2 separate regions of the Homo sapiens genome follow, and region 2 is linked to region 1. Evidence: chromatin loops called from intact Hi-C (ENCODE). Cell type or tissue: heart left ventricle. All regions are shown on one strand. Links, peaks and the distances in the headings refer to the core of each region. The heading gives the core; the rest is flanking DNA. Region 1 overlaps RAPGEF2 (Rap guanine nucleotide exchange factor 2). Region 2 overlaps RAPGEF2 (Rap guanine nucleotide exchange factor 2).

Evidence for each region. A loop is a pair of places that touch in the nucleus more often than their neighbours do. Peaks named below come from ENCODE experiments on the same cell type or tissue, not always from the same donor. Only the 100,000 strongest peaks of a DNase experiment are listed, where the experiment ranks them.
Region 2: it touches region 1 in a loop (3-fold over the local background); 3 of 110 quality-filtered maps call a loop at or near these places.

Annotation. Positions count from the first base shown.
Region 1 is chr4:159,245,955-159,254,298 of GRCh38, reverse strand. All of the region lies in intron 7 of RAPGEF2 (Rap guanine nucleotide exchange factor 2), which reads right to left. Among named protein-coding and RNA genes, the nearest start is that of MIR3688-1, 120 kb to the right of the region's middle. In heart left ventricle, for the core only: no CTCF peak of the experiment used is centred there; a DNase peak (open chromatin) is centred at 3,308; H3K4me3 peaks cover 1,055 bases; H3K27ac peaks cover 2,232 bases.
Region 2 is chr4:159,293,686-159,302,029 of GRCh38, reverse strand. The region is part of intron 7 of RAPGEF2 (Rap guanine nucleotide exchange factor 2); the gene reads right to left. Among named protein-coding and RNA genes, the nearest start is that of MIR3688-1, 170 kb to the right of the region's middle. In heart left ventricle, for the core only: no CTCF peak of the experiment used is centred there; no DNase peak of the experiment used is centred there; H3K27ac peaks cover 574 bases.

The sequences.
Region 1 (8,344 bases), core at 284-8,283:
AAAATGGGTAAAACCTAACTGATGTCTTAGGATATATCAAGACACTGGCATCACTACTACTATGTAACTACTGTTATTACCAATATTGTCCTTGTATTCTTTACCACCACTCACAGTGGCAAAAAAAGAAAATGCCAGTATTAAAGTGTCCTTGATAAAGCAGTAATAATTAATTACATTATATCTCCACCCATTAGTATACGTCCTTTTAATATTCTGTATGATGAAGCGAGAAGTTTGCATAAAGCACTTTTGTTACAATGTACAATGGTTGTCTCAAGGAAAAGACGTGCAATTATTCCAGTCGTAAGTGAACTGGCACCTTTTTTTCACAGAAAAACATTTTCTTTTTTTTTGAGACGGAGTCTCGCTCTGTTCCCCAGGCTCACTGCCAGCTCCGCCTCCTGGGTTCACGCCATTCTCCTGCCTCAGCCTCCCGAGTAGCTGGGACTACAGGCGCCCACCACCACACCCAGCTCATTTTTGGTATTTTTAGCAGAGACGGGGTTTCACCGTATTAGCCAGGATGGTCTCGATCTCCTGACCTCGTGATCCGCCCGCCTCGGCCTCCCAAAGTGCTGGGATTGCAGGCATGAGCCACCGCGCCTGGCCACAGAAAAACATTTTCATTTGAAAGAACAAATAATAAAAAAAAAAACTATGGTTATTCGGAATTGGGTATCTGGCAGGTATTTTCTAAAAACGAACAAAATGAGCTTGTCATTTGAAGAAAAACAGATGATAATAATTTGCTAATGATAAAATTTGAAGTTTCAACTAAAAGAATTTTGAAAAACATATCTAACACAGTAAGTCTGACAGCTTCTTAATAATTAAGGCCCTTTCTTTATGAGATCTGTGGTGGTATTAACAAATGTGACTTTTCTTTATATTGTATAATGCGCCAAAATTCAGAAGACTGTTTAACCCAGTGACCAATGCATGATGTTACAAAAGTATGCATAAGTAAAAAGATCCTTTCATTGTGCAATTAAGACCAATGGGTTTTAATAAAAGAGAGTAAGGCAAGTTACACTAACATGGTTTTAAATTCCTCATTGCAACTGATCTTTAAGAAACCACTACTGGTCAAATTTTGGTGCAGTCTTTGAAAGAACACCCACATTTATTTTTGAAAGCTGTTAAAATACTCTTCCCTTTTCCAACTACCTATGCATGTGAGGCCAGATTTTCTTCATATACTTTACATACTTCAACCAGAACAGCATATCACAACAGATTGAATACAGATGTGAGAACCCAACTGTCTATTAGACCAATATTAAACATATTTGCTAAAGTATCAAACACTATCATTCTTCTTATAAATTTGTTTTATATTTCCCCTTAAAAACCCTCATGTTAATGTGTAATGGGTGTATCACTATTTTTAAGTTAATCAATGGATACATATTTAAAACTTTTTGTTTCAATTTTTAATATGGTAAATAATAAACAAAAGCTCATTAGAGCCAAAAATTTTTTTTAGAAGTTTAAAGGAGTCCAGAGATGAAACTGTTTGAAAACTGCTGCAACTAGAAAACAATCGGCCTCTCTTAGCTGATGTGAAAGAATGCAGTTATCAACTGTCCTTAGATTTCCTGTTTACACCCACTTCAGCAGAACCCTCTGACAACTTAATCCGCTTGCAGAATAGCTGGCTGCTCTTTCAGTCTAACCAAAGTTAATACTAAAATTTAGGCAAAAGTTTATACTACAGAGTAATTTTTAAACTGAGCCGTCAGTATTCCTCAAAAATGCCCACTGTAAATGACATCAAGAATATCAACGATGCTCAAGTATTCTCTACATCCCAGTTGGTTAGGGATATGCTTATTTCATAAATTAACAAATGGCAAAATGATCCCTTTCTAAAAACTTTCTTAAGTGTTCCAAAAGTCCTGATGATTGAAACATTTTTTTTAAAGGTTCAGTTTAAATTTTTGTATAAAGAAATACAGGGCCAGGCGCCTATAATCCCAGTACTTTGGGAGGCCAAGGCAGGCAAATCGCTTGAGCTCAGGAGTTCAAACTCAGCCTGGGCAATATGGCGAAACCCTGTCCCTACAAAAAACACGAGTGTGCTGGCTCACGCCTGTAGTCTCAGCTACTAAAGAGGCTGAGGTGGGAGGATCTCTTAAGCCTGAAAAGTGGAGTTGTGTCTCCGGAATTGGTGGGTTCTTGGTCTGGCTGACTTCAAGAATGAAACCACAGACCCTCACGGTGAATGTTACAGTTCTTAAAAATGGTGTGTCCAGAGTTTGTTCCTTCAGATGTTCAGATGTGTCTTTGTTCCTTCTGGTGGGTTCGTGGTCTCTGACTTCAGGAGGGAAGCTGCAGACCTCCGCGGTGAGTGTTACCGCTCTTAAAGACGTGGCAGACCCAAAGCGTGAGCCGCAGCAAAATTTACTCCACGCTGTGGAAACGAACCCAAGCAGATCGCGGCGGCAAACTGGGCAGCCTGTTTATTCCCTTATCTGACCCCACCCACATCCTGCTGATTGGTCCATTTTACAGAGAGCTGATTGGTCCATTTTACAGACAGCTGATTGGCCCGTTTTGACAGGGTGCTGATTGGTGCATTTATAATCCCTGAGCTAGACACAGAGTGCTGATTGGTGCATTTACAACCCTCTAGCTAGACATAAAAGTTCTCAAAGTCCCCACGAGACTTGCTAGACACAGAGCACTGATTGGTGCGTTTACAAATCTTTAGCTAGACAGAGTGCTGATTGGTGCATTTACAATCCTCTCGCTAGACATAAAAGTTCTCCAAGTCCCTACCAGATTAGCTGGATACAGAGTGCTGACTGGTACATCCACAAACCCTGAGCTAGACACAGAGTGCTGATTGGTACATATACAATCCTCCAGCTAGACACAAAAGTTCTCCAAGTCCCCACTCTACTCAGGAGCCCAGCTGGCTTTGCCTAGTGGATCCCACGCCTGGGACGCGGGCAGAGCTCCCCACCAGTCCCACACTGCACTCCTCAGCCCTTGGGCAGTCGATGGGACCAGGCGCTGCAGAGCAAGGGACGGCGCCCGTCGGGAAGGCTCAGGCAGCACGGGAGCCCACGGAGGGTGGGGGGCTCGGACATGGCGGGCTGCAGGTCCCGAGCCCTGCCCCATGGGGAGGTGGCTGAGGCCTGGCGAGAATTCAAGTGCAGGGCGGGCAGGCAGGCGGGCCAGCTGGCAGTGCTGGCGAACCCGGCGCACCCTCCACAGCTGCTCACCCAGGTGCTAAGCCCCTCACTGCCCTGGCCAGCAGCACCGGCGGGCCACTCTGAGTGCAGGGCCTGCTAAGCCTGTGCCCACTGGGAACTCGTGCTGGCCCATGAGCGTGGCGCACAGCCCAGGTTCCCACCTGCGCATCTCCCTCCACACCTCCCGGCAAGCAGAGGGAGCCGGCTCCGGCCACGCCCAGCCCAGAGAGGGGCCCCCATAGCGCAGTGGCGGTCTGAAGGGCTCCTCCAGGATGGCCAGAGTGGATGCCGAGGCCGAGGCGCCGAGAGCAAGCGAGGGCTGCTAGCACGTTGTCACCTCTCAGTTGCAGTGAGCCAAGATGACGCCACTGCACTCCAGCTTGGGTGACAGAGCAAGAGACCCTGTCCCAAAAAAAAAAAAAAAAAAAAAGAAGAGTGCTAATAATTGGTGAAAGGGAAATGTCACAACTTATTTTGAGGTTTTATTTTCTAATACCCTCAAATGTCTTCTGCATTGTATTGAAACCACAAATGGCAGATTACCATTGCTATTCTCATAGACATCTGAGTAAAAATCAAGACAGCCTGAGTATTTTCTTTTTCATCCTCAAATATTTCCCTTTGTAATTACTCCACTATTTATCCAAATCAGCAATTCATATTACAGATTTGGTCCACTCTGCTGCCATACCATTTCTCCCCTAGGCCAGCTATTTCAAATGTCATATTGCATCCAACTACCACCTGTCTTCCACTTAATTATTATTATTTTTATTTTTCCATAAGTTATTGGGGTACAGGTGGTATTTGGTTACATAAGTAAGTTCTTTAGTGGTGATTTGTGAGATCCTGGTGCACCCATCTCCCGAGCAGTACACACTGCACCATATATGTTGTCTTCTGTCTTCTACTTAAAAGAAAGGAAGATTTAAGGGGGTGGGGGAGGATATCTGATCATTTACTGAGTCCATAAGAAACTGCTATAATAAAATTATTTAGTAAGGTTTTAAAAATAGATTCTACAATTACTTTTTCCCAAAATATCTTTAAAGGTATTTTTTAGCCTATGTGTAATTTTATTTTACTTTTTTGCCTTGATATTTCCCAATACGAGTAATTTTAATTACCACAAAGGATGCTAGGCAGTACATCTGTGAAATGGATATGCTCAGTCAGTCCAGTTTACTACTAATATACTTAACCCTACTGAGCTGTATCATAAAAATGTTAAGATGGTAACATTAATGGTATCTGGGTTTCTTTAACCAAAAAAGAAAAACAATTAACTTATGTATTTTAAATAGGTGAATTGTATGGCATGTGAATTATATCTCAAATAAGCTGTTACTGGGAAAAAGAAGTGGAGGTTTTTCCCTGATCAGTTTTTAAAAAAAAAGTTTACTATTAAAATAGTACAGATAATACTGACTAAATTTTTCAGAGAAAATAAGGGGGAAATTTTATATAGATAAATACGTATAGCATTATTAGGTATTTTTAATTATCTTAATATAAATAATTAAAATATTTTCTTTCACAAGTGATTTAAAACCTAGCATCTATATATTCCATAAAATGCTAGAGTTTTGTCCAGAAGTCAGCAATATCTTCCAGCTAACAGAGAGGCATTTCAGGTTAATAATGTTTTAAAACTGCATTCAAAACCAAAAGAGAGTATTTCCAATCACCTGATATTTCAAACAGTGAAAACAGACAACTTACAACAGATAACTGTAAAAAAGATCAATTCAGCACTGGCAGGAAATAGGTCTGAATATCAAAGTAGATTTTTCAAAAAAAAAAAAAAAAAGAGACTTTTTTTAAAATCAGCATGTAGCTCTGCAAAATCTCATGACAAAAAAAAAAATCACATGATAAGAAATGAAACAGTCGAAGATGAAAAGCATCTTCGCTGTTGCAATTAAAAGCTAAATTTTAGCCAAGTATATTTAAAACATGTACAAGCACAGAGAGCCACCAGTATTCACAAGGAGAGGCAAGACAAAGTGACAGTGATCTTTTCGACAAATAAATCGCTTGAAATATTGCATGACTTGCTACACAACACCCTTATTACTTTCAATTTCCAAGTGCAACCAAAAGATGGGTCCAATTATGACATCAATACAAGCTTTCTTTCAAAATGGAATGAAAGAACAGTAAATCCCAGTGGACACCGGAGTTCTGTAGCAGAGATGATGTAATATATAAAAATAGACATCCTTCAACAGAAGCTGAAACTTGGGTAAACAGCACACTGCATACCATTCTTAACTGCCTTGCATGAATTTACAATGCATGCTGTTAATAGCATGAGAAATCATTTTATTTTCTAAACTATTTCTTGATTTACATTTCAATTTCTGTACATATGCTATAGTGCAATTTCCCAATCCGTATAAATTAAATCAACGTAAATACCTGATTGTAACTGCAAGAAAGAGAGTTAGTCCCCCTAAAGCAAGGAGGTTGAGACCACTATAGCAGCTTTAACATGCTGCATTTTGCCAGAAATTGCAGCACACACAGCACAGTATTGTTACATCCACCCATTGTTCAGAGACTTTTCCACAGGGAGCTTTCTGCAGGATGTTAAAATGCAACATAATTTAGGGTAAAGAGGAACTAGTAAACCTGCCGATAATGGGCGTGAAAAGCAAAGGATACTTTTGACACCACTCTCCTAAGACTCTTCTGATGAAAACATAAAGCATCAGGCATCCAAACAATAAATTTTAGTAAAATTTGTGGCAGGTTTTATTTGTATGTATATCACTCTCTAACACTCTCTCTTCATCCTCTTTTCCATTCTTTATTACCTAATCCAGTTTTCACATTTCTATTTAGCTTTCCTGGATTAAAGAATAATCTGCTTGAAACTAATCTACCTCAAACTCTCAGTCATGTATTTATATTCATATACAATATGGTCATTAAACACTATTGGAATAGAAAGTACTGCCCACAAAGCAAATCATCAGAAATTAATGAATTAGAGCTATTTAAAGTTTTATTTTGAAACATAAATTATTTCGGCCGGGCGCAGTGGCTCACGCCTGTAATCCCAGCACTTTAGGAGGCCAAGGCGGGTGGATCAATTGAGGTTGGGAGTTCGCGACCAGCCTGACGGATATGGAGAAACCTTGTCTCTACTAAAAATACAAAATTAGCCAGGCCTGGTGGTGCACACCTGTAATCCCAGCTACTCGGGAGGCTGAGGCAGGAGAATCGCTGGAACCCAGGAGGCAGAAGTTGCGGTGAGCCAGATTGCACCATTGCACTCCAGCCTGTGCAACAAGAGTGAAATTCTGCCTCAAAAAAAAAAAAAAAAAAAAAAAAAGAAACAAATTATTTCTACTTTCTTCTCCCTGAATACCACCTAAATCCCTCACCTTTCATTCTTACTCCAGTTGCCATGTTCTAGCCACCACTTCCATTTCCATTACTTAACCAGGTCTTGTGGTCCCACTTTACCATCCCTATCCCCAAAATTTATTCCATCTTGGAGCCAGAGTAGTTTATTTAAATGTAAATCTCAGTATGTCACACCTCTGCTTCAGTCTCTTTGTTGTTCCTTACAGTCATGAAAAAGTTCAACTTTCAACATGGCTTTCAAAAACCCTATAACCACTCAACCTCTAAGTCTTTGAACAAATAAGATTCTTTCTGTACAAAATATCTTTCTTTGAGCCAAGATATTCAGGTGGTTCATGAAACCATCCCCGACTCCTGTAGGGGCCCTGGGTGTGTACCATTTATTTATCTGTATTCCCTGTGAGATTGTAAGGGCAAAGGAGGCAGATTCTCCTGTGTTGTTGACTTTTATATCTCTAGAGCCTGGGACAGACCTGAAACATGGTGGGCACTCAATGAATATTTGTTAAATGACCAAAAATATATAAATGAAAATATTGAGCTTTTCTATGATACAAGAAATAAAATACACAAATTTCCTGAAACTCCATCCCATTATAATTCACAGAGAGACACTGATAGTAATATTGAAGACAAGCCTTCAGGTACAATTAAGCAAACAAATGTTTGATAAATTTAAGTTTTAAAAGGATAAAAAATGTTAAGATAACTAAGAAATTTCCCCTGTATTTGAATAATTTCTCATATATATACATAAACAGATTTTTAAATATCATATAAATTATAGCCAGGTGTGATATCACATAAACTGAAGGTAAAATTTGAAGTCCTTAAATATTCTAGGAAATTTACTAGCTATACAAGTTATTGATGTATTACCCAAAACATACCCTCTTAAGTAGCAAATACTGAGTCAAACCTAAAGAAACCTCAGTAAAAAACTGAATAAATAATAAATGATAAAGCAAAGACATGATATGAGTAAAAATATTGCCTACTTCTTATTTAAGAACATAACTCAAGTCAGAAAGCCTAAATGTCAAATAAATGTGCACAATCACGGAAACTAAATGCTGTAATGTTTTCATTGTTTCAATAGCTGAATGACTTTTGAAACTAACCAAAACTACCAAGGAGTCTTTAACTGAAGGAGAAACCAACTTAACTCTATCTCAGGAGAAATACTGACTTCAGAGATATTTAAGGTATATCCTAGGAATGGTTATATCTTATACACCCATTGTAAGAAATAGAATTTGCCTTATATTATTATACAGAATAATAACCTTAGTTTTAAAATGGGACTGATTTTCATAAGCCTCATACATGAATCAATCTTATTACATTGCTGCCACATTTTAAAAATATTGTATTATCACTGACTACAACAGAAATTATTTCCATAAAGTTTAATATTATATGGCATTCAATTTACATTATATTAATTTAATCTTATGTAGTATTTTCCATTACTTTTGCATGTTATCTCTAAGAACATTAAGCCTCATCTACTGGAAAATTCAATGTATCTTTATGAAACAGTACTCTGCAGTGTATATTCACACTGTAGAAAAGGACTACTAATAAAATGTGTGGGAGATATCCTTTTACACGACCAATAAGTTTTCATCATTTTAAAATTTTTGTACTGACTGAAACTTTATAAGTATGTTTTATTTACACTGTGTTCAAAGTCTCCTGATTCAGATTTGTATAAAGTGGAGCCATATTTTTGGGTAAGTAGGAGTGGGGGTGTGGGGTCAACC
Region 2 (8,344 bases), core at 150-8,149, 48 kb before region 1:
TATTTAATAAATACTTATTGAGTATCTGCCATGTCATACACTCTGCTAGTGGCAGAGAGTATCAAGATAAGTAAGACATTCCTAACTCCAAACCTCTACTACCTCCAAATTCACTGTGATAGGTGTTACAAACAATAGAAAATACAAGATTTTTTTTTATTTTTTATTTTAAAGACAGGGTCTTCCTTAACTGCCCAGGCTAGAGTGTAGAGACACAATCATAGCTCACTGTAGCCTTAAACTCCTGGGCTGAAGTGATCCTTCCACCTCAGCCTCCTGAGTAGTTGGAACCACAGGCACATGCCACCATGTCTAGCTAATTTTAAAATTTTTTGTAGATAATAAAAGGGTCTCTCTATGTTGCCCAGGTTGGTCTCAAACTTCTGGCCTTAAGTAATCCTCCCTCCTCAGAGTGCTGGGATTACAAGTGTGAGCCACTGCAAACACTGTTTTTATCCCTTTCTCCGCACTATCTGTGTTCTTTGCAGAATGGCATGAAATAATGATATATTAAAGTAAATGCATATATAAATTAGCATTGATTAAATGCCTTTTAATATGAGATATGTAAGAATAGATGCCATGTTCAAAAAAACCTTAAAATCTTTTCCCACCAATTAGGATAACAATACTATTATTAATTTTTTCTTTTTGGAGACAGAATCTTGCTCTGTCACCTCGCCCCGGGTGGGGTGTGGGTGGCACAATCTCAGCTCACTGCAACTTCCACCCTTCCGGATTTAAGCGATTCTCCTGCCTCAGCCTCCCAAAGAGCTGGGATTACAGGCGCCCACGACCCCGGCTAATTTTTCTTTTTTAAGCAGATACAGGCTTTCACCATGTTGGCCAAGCTGGTCTCAAACTGCTGGCCTCAAGTGATCCACCCGCCTTGGCCTCCTAAAGTGCTGGGATTACAGGCATGAGCCACCACATCTGGCATTATTATTAAATTTTATTGACAATACACATCAGTCAAGTTATGGAATGGGAGATGTTATAAAAGGTGTTCCCATAAGGAAAGAAACTGAAATGCATTGATTTGACTCTGCCATGACACTCTAATGAAATAGAGGCCTGAGCCCATGCCTAGGAAAAATGGAGTTTCTAGGAGGCAAACAAACCATGTAGGGGTTGAGAGTCAGGAGGCAGACACAGGGGCAGATGCCCACATTTAAACCCAAGGCCATCAGGGAAACACAGATCTGAGAAATATATACAAGGCACAACGTGACAGCAAGCATCCCTTACTCTAAACTTTTTTCTAAGCTTGACCCAGTCCCAATTTAAATTACTATGTATAGTACGCTATTTAATTAAATTACAGATTAAATTGAGGTTGTGAATTATCTTGCGACTGTAGCCACCATTTATAACAGAAATTCTGTTCAAAAAATAAAATTTATAAAGCTAGAAATATACAGTAATTACCTGAATAAAATCAATAATTAAGTTAATTAAATGAAAAAGTAACACATTTTATGTATTTTTAATACCAATGTATTTCCCAACAATTCATTAAGAACACAATTCCAAGGAATCTTTTCACCTATATTTTTCATTTTTATCACTTAAATATTTATTTTAATATTCGATTATATAAATATATTACTGCTCAATTTTTTGTTCCTGGAGCAAGCAACCTATAGTCCTAAAAAACACCACCTGTGAATGACAATTTTAATAAACTACTCTTAGGCAAATGGTTGAATCATAGTTTAACCACAAACACTGCTAAATATATAAGAAACAAGGGTAATATTTAAATCAGATTCTTAAATCAGACTTAAATCAGATTATATTAATTATATATTGTTTAAATCAGATTATATTAATTTTAGGTTTATGCATATATAAAGTAATACTTACATAAAGTATATTAGTATTAAAGTATATAAAGTAATACTTTATAAGTATTACTTTACACTTTTAATACTTTATAATATTAATAAAGGATACTATATTTTCATTCAGCATTCATCCATCATTTATTGAAAGCCTGTGTTGTGTGGACTGAATAAATAAATGGGTGTGAAGGACTTAGAGAAGTGCCTGGCACACAGGAAGTAATACTTTATATAAGCATAAACCTAAAACTAATTGTAGTTTCATAAAACCTTGGTATCATTTGTATAATAGCTTTTTTTTTTATTATGTAGGACAAACAGATGCTACCATAATTAGCTTTGTAAAAGTAAATTCTACACATTATTTAAGTCTCTATAATATATAAATAGGAATTTGATAATCACTGATTAATCTAATGGTTGGCATTTATAAAATTACTAGCTAATAAATGAACTCGATCTTGAACATAAAGATGAGTATGGATGCCTTGAAGTCTCTGATACCAATAAGTAAATACTCATAAGTAAATAAGTAATAATAAGTTAAAAAAAAAGTTAAATTGGTAAAATACCTAAAATTGGTGACAGTGCAGTACAAACAAGGGTGGCTGCCCTTCTTCTTCCTTTCCGTCCTGAATTACTAATTATTGATATAGCGCAGCATCTGTGGTACCAGATCCCCAAGTTTTAGGGATGAGTTTTGTGGAATTTTATTATCAACAGAGGCTTATTCTCTCTGTCTTTTTTTTTTTTTTAATGTAAAAGAGAGTTTCATGGTCCAAGATACATATCATCATCATCTTAGGACTGCTGAGAAATCCAATAGTTAAAAACAAAAAAATACTGTCTATTGACTGAAATGTATTTAACTGATAATTTCCCAAACTAATCTTGGAACCACTTTAAGTAACAGTTATAACAGAATGCACAAGGTTTGGGGTGATGATCACTGGAATCTAGTCAATTTTCCCAGGCATCTTACCTTGAATAAATCTACTTAAAGTAAAATAAATATCACACTTAGTGACTAAAACTAACTTCATATTAAGATGCATCACTCAGAATTTACCCAAATGAACACTGCTTTCCCCATATCATTGTCAGGGTTTTGAGTCTTTATGTTCACGTTTTTAATCTCTACAAGGTGGAGTAAGTATATTCCTAGACATATTTTCTATTTTTCTCTGAGGTATTTGTAAAAAATAAAGGATACTATATTTTCATTCAGCATTCATCCATCATTTATTGAAAGCCTGTGTTGTGAGGACTGAATAAATAAATGGGTGTGAAGGACTTAGAGAAGTGCCTGGCACACAGAAATGACTAAAGTGTTAAGTACAGATCATCACGGACCAGACTCTGCAAGGCGCAGGTCCCTTCCAGCTTCATGATTCCTGTAGCTGGAATCTAAGCCTAGATGCCAATGGATTATTGAGCTATTCCCAGAAAGGGCTTTCGTGGCCAAACTCACCCAGCTATAGACACGATCTTTCACTCCCTCTGGAACTCAAGTTATTTTAAAAGCCATTCATATTGTTTCTCTTTCTCTAGGCATGCACATACATACACACCCACACTGTCTTCCTTTTTCTTTCCTTTCTGCTATTAATCATTTCAGGTACTACTAGTTCTGACACTCTGACTTGTTTCTACATGCAGCTTGATGAGGCAGGAAATTTTTTAGTAGCTCATTTTAAAGACCAGTTTATAATCTGATCATCTTTTATTTCTTTAAATCCTATCTCTGTAAGAACACAAGAAAAAGTAAACATTTGGACTTTTAAATATTATTCACCACAGTAATTTTGGCTCCTTTCATAACCCCTTTATATATACCCTAGATACAACACCCATCCTTGAAGTCTTCATATATCAGATCAGTATTCCACAAAGCAAAGAGAAAGATTTTTGTAAAATATAAAATTTATTTTGCTAATAAATATATATAATGTCAGGAAACAAAAGTTTTCTAAATGTGTCATGAGTTAATAACTTAATAAACTGATAAGATAAGGCCTAATGTTTTTCTGATTAAACTACAGGTAGACTTTTTAAGGTGTTGATGTAACTATGCTTTATAAGAATAGGTCTGCAAAAATTTATTTGCTTTTATCTACTGGAGAAAACTGCCAAAATTAACAATTTGTAATTACTTAACATTCTTCCAGCTTCTTACCAGGCTCAGAAGACAGAAGCCTCATGTTAGCCATATACGGATTAATCTTCTGTTCAACTACCTCCTAAGTCAAGTGAACCTGGGCAAGTTAGTTAACTTCTGTGTACCTCAGTTTCTTCTATGAAATGGCTATAACATAATAGAGTGATCAAATGAAATAATCACTGTGGTCCAAATAATCTACCTTACATATGCCTCTCTATTCCTTCTCATTTCTTCTGTCATTTTTCCAGACAACATCCTCCACCACCTTAGGCCAGATATTTTTCAAATTCGGTGGAAACGAAGAAGCCAACCAAAGAAACAACTTGTTTTGACACTGTCATACCTAAAACTACCATTATGGTAGTTCACTTACTATATATTTCCCCAAAAGTCTACATATTACCTTTTAAATAAATCATGTATTTATATGGAGAGGAACTCACTGCTTAGAATACCATAATACATTTTGCAAACTAAATAACTTCATTTTCATGATATGCTTATAGTTCAATTACTCTCTTTTATAATAAAATATTCAAATTTCTGTAGTTTAGAATTCTCTCAAAGTGATAACAACTTGCGTAGTTTTGTGCATTTATGTGTATTGCCTTATTATATTTGACTGCAAAAGCCTCGAAAATAATATGCATTTGGCACAGACATATGCTACAAACTAAGTATGGTAAAACCACAAAGCTTTGCTCCTGCCATACGGAGCACACTGCCTCTCAGAGGACAGTCTGAACAGAAACACCACTGTGTTGTGTGTTTTTTTGGGGGTTGGGGGAAGGGATGCATTTCAAACGTTCCTTGCTACTTTCCTATATTATGATAATGTTTTAGAGTTGTAACAGAGAGGGCTTGATAAGATGTGGCTTATATAATGAGTATTTCACATGGCTTGCTGTCCAAATATATATCTTTATGTGGTGGAATTAGCTACTGAAATATGGTACCCTAGCCCTCTCCCAAGGCAGAAAGGAATTAATTCTTGCGTGTATGAAATGGGGACAATTTAAATACACTTGGGACCCCGATGAGGAAAATAAATAATCAATATTAGTGAACTGGTTGAAAACTGGCTGTCTGTCACAAGGTGACTAATGTTTCAAAGCAAATACTTTTAGGAGGGTTTTTCCATTGAATGTTCAAAGAAAGCATTGAGTAGAAAGGAAACCTACATGAACTTCACTTGAAAATGGAAGAGAGGAATACGTCAATGTGATGAGAAACTGCATGATCTAAGTACCATGTATTTCAAAATGTGAGGCTTTGCCCCATTTTTCCAAAGATAACAAAATTAGATCACCTGTACACCAGTTACTATGTGACAGGCCCTACTCTAAGTACTTGCATACATTAGCTTACTTAATTTTTACAACACTCTTAAAAAATAGGTATTAGTAGGACTATTTTATGTAGGAGGAAACCTCAGATGCAGAAAAGTGATTTGCATCAAGATCACACAGCGAAAAGGTGATGGAAACAGATTCCAGCCCCAGATGAACGGCTAGGGAGCACACACTTAAGCATTAAACTTAAATATATTTATTAATTTACTAATTGACCTGAAAATTCTCATGGATATTGATGGAACAATCAAATGGCTATTTAGATCAAATTACTAGTGAAATACAAATTTCAAAATCACATGAAAAATATTAATTGTAAATAATTTCTCACTCATGAAACTTTAATCTGCATCTCCAACATCAATGACTTTGACATTTGCAAAGCTGACTCACTTTTTGAGTCATCCAATTGAGTTTACATTCCTTCTAATTTGTTTAAGGTAGTGATGTGTCTATAAATGACACAGTGCTGTATAACATTCAGGAAGCTGATTTTTCATTTTTCTTGCAAGTTCTTTACAACAACCATCATTTACTTTTTGCTTTATAAATTAATCTTTACAAGGTTTATGGTAATATCCAGTAATTGCAATTCTGAGATCACATATTCAGGCCTCGTTATTAAATCTATGTAAAACTTCTTTAACTCCCTTATACCAATTCCATCATGTGAATTATAAACATTCCAAGCTAAGATCGCTTGGGGTCATTTCTGATTAATTTTCCTTATGGAAAAATACATCCTTCTTTAAAAACAATAAACTAAATTGAGAGAGAACTTCATTATATAAAAGATTAAGGTGGCTTATTTTCTGATAGTTGATTTTGGTGGAAACAAAACCTTGTCTTTTATATAATTTCCCCAACATCTGAAGGTCAGAAAAAACATTATGTGCATGCGCGCGCGCGCGCGCGCGCACACACACACACACACACACACACACACACACACTCACACACTCTCTCTCTCTTATGCTAGTCAACTAATTCTATCACTTTAAGAAAGATATCTGAGATATCTGGCATCAAGAACAATAGTAGAATTATTATTAGAACCATTGAAAGTGTCATTGAAAATGTTTATCTGAGACCTCAAATGGTACAATCGAACTGTTTATACAAGTTTCCATAGAAACACGGAGGTAGTTGATTAATGTATATATGGCCAAATGAAATGTCCTGTTGCCTGTTAATAAACAGTTTTATGATGGATTTCAAGTGACAGCCAGACCATTCTCATTTCAAATACACATACATACACACACACACACAAATGCATACACACAGGCATGCACTCTGCATATAATTCCTTTTCCTTTTCAATTCATTTTCAACCATCAACAACCACTCATTTGAAATGCATAAATCCCTTTGGGAGATTCCAAAAAATTCTCTAGGTCATTCAGTCCAAGAACTTTCAATGAAAAACACACCAACTGTTGGTACTGAGTTGGGTGATTTAAAAGTCATGCTCTGGGTAGTATTTCATCTATTTTAAATTCCAAACTCCTCTGTATATTTTCTCTTAATGTTAATAATAATTACTGCGATAGCTTTGGGGCGAGGGGGCCTGTATTGTATAATGGGCAATACGCTGAACGTTTCATACTTTGTCTCTTTGTTCTAATATCTATGAAGAGCCCAGATGTTGCACTTCATTGCTGAAGAAATGAAAGCTCGGGCCAGGTGCGATGGCTCACGCCAGTAATCCCAGCACTTTGGGAGGCCGAGGCAGGTAGATCACCTGAGGTTAGGCATTTGAGACCAGCCTGACGAACACGGTGAAACCCTGTCTCTACTAAAAATATAAAAATTAGCCAGGCGTGGTGGCATGCACCTCCCAGCTACTTGGGAGGCTGAGGCACGAGAATAGCTTGCACCTGGGAGGCAGAGTTTGCACTGGGCCAAGACCATGCCAATGCACTCCAGCCTGGGTGACAGAGTGAGAGGAAAGGATGGAAGGACGGACAGACGGACGGAAAGAAGGAAGGAAGGAAGGAAGGAAGGAAGGAAGGAAGGAAGGAAGGAAGGAAGGAAGAAATGGAAGCTCAAAGAGCTCAAGTGGCTTGTCCAAAACCCTCAGTAACAGGCTCCAAAATCTATGTTTATGAACTATAAGCAAATCATGCAATCATACCATTTAGACTGTAATACTAATTAATATAGAAATACTGGTAATATTCTACAATTACTAAAACTTGAGTTCTCAGCCTCTTGTTTTCCAGAACCTAGTGGGACTGATGCTATGGAAGCGGCAATCCCTGGAGAGGGAGGCAGCTGCTGGTACGATCAGAAGATGGCTTCTATAACCAATTAGACAACAACTTTGATGAGCTCCAAAGGGACTGCACTTAGTTATCCCAACTGAAGAAATGCTCAATGGAGTATGGAGCTCGGGAAATGAGTGTTTAAAGTCAAAGAAAAAAGATTCCTATGGGATCCATGGAGGATTCTAAGCTGCCTTCTTTGTGAACAAAAAAGGTTGGGTTTGGGAAGGAGGCCTTACACAGAATTAAAAACATTAACCCATAATTAATTTTTAACTCTTTAAAAGTTATAAAGCTATCTTACACCTAAATGCAAATGAACTTAGATCTACATACAGTAGCATGGCTGAGACTGGCTAGCTATTCACCAGTGCTCTCTTGCTGGGTGCATCGCTAGATTACATTTCCCAACGTCCCTTCCGGTTACGTAAGTGCCAATTGAGTTCAAACCACTGGAGTATGAACAGTTAGAAGTGAGTACGCCACTTCTATATCTTACTCATAACAACCTTACACATGAGACCCTCCATGATCTTTCCCTTTCCATTAAAGAGAGTCTCTGTTGGAAGAAAACGCAAGCTTTGCATTGAAGGTTAAACACAACTGAGCCAAAAAATGGAGAGGGGCTGCAACCCTGAACCACTATCTAGAAGGAATTTGTCCATTGATCAAGAACACCATCAGATTTATGAAAAGGAGACTTAAAAGAAAGTCTACTGT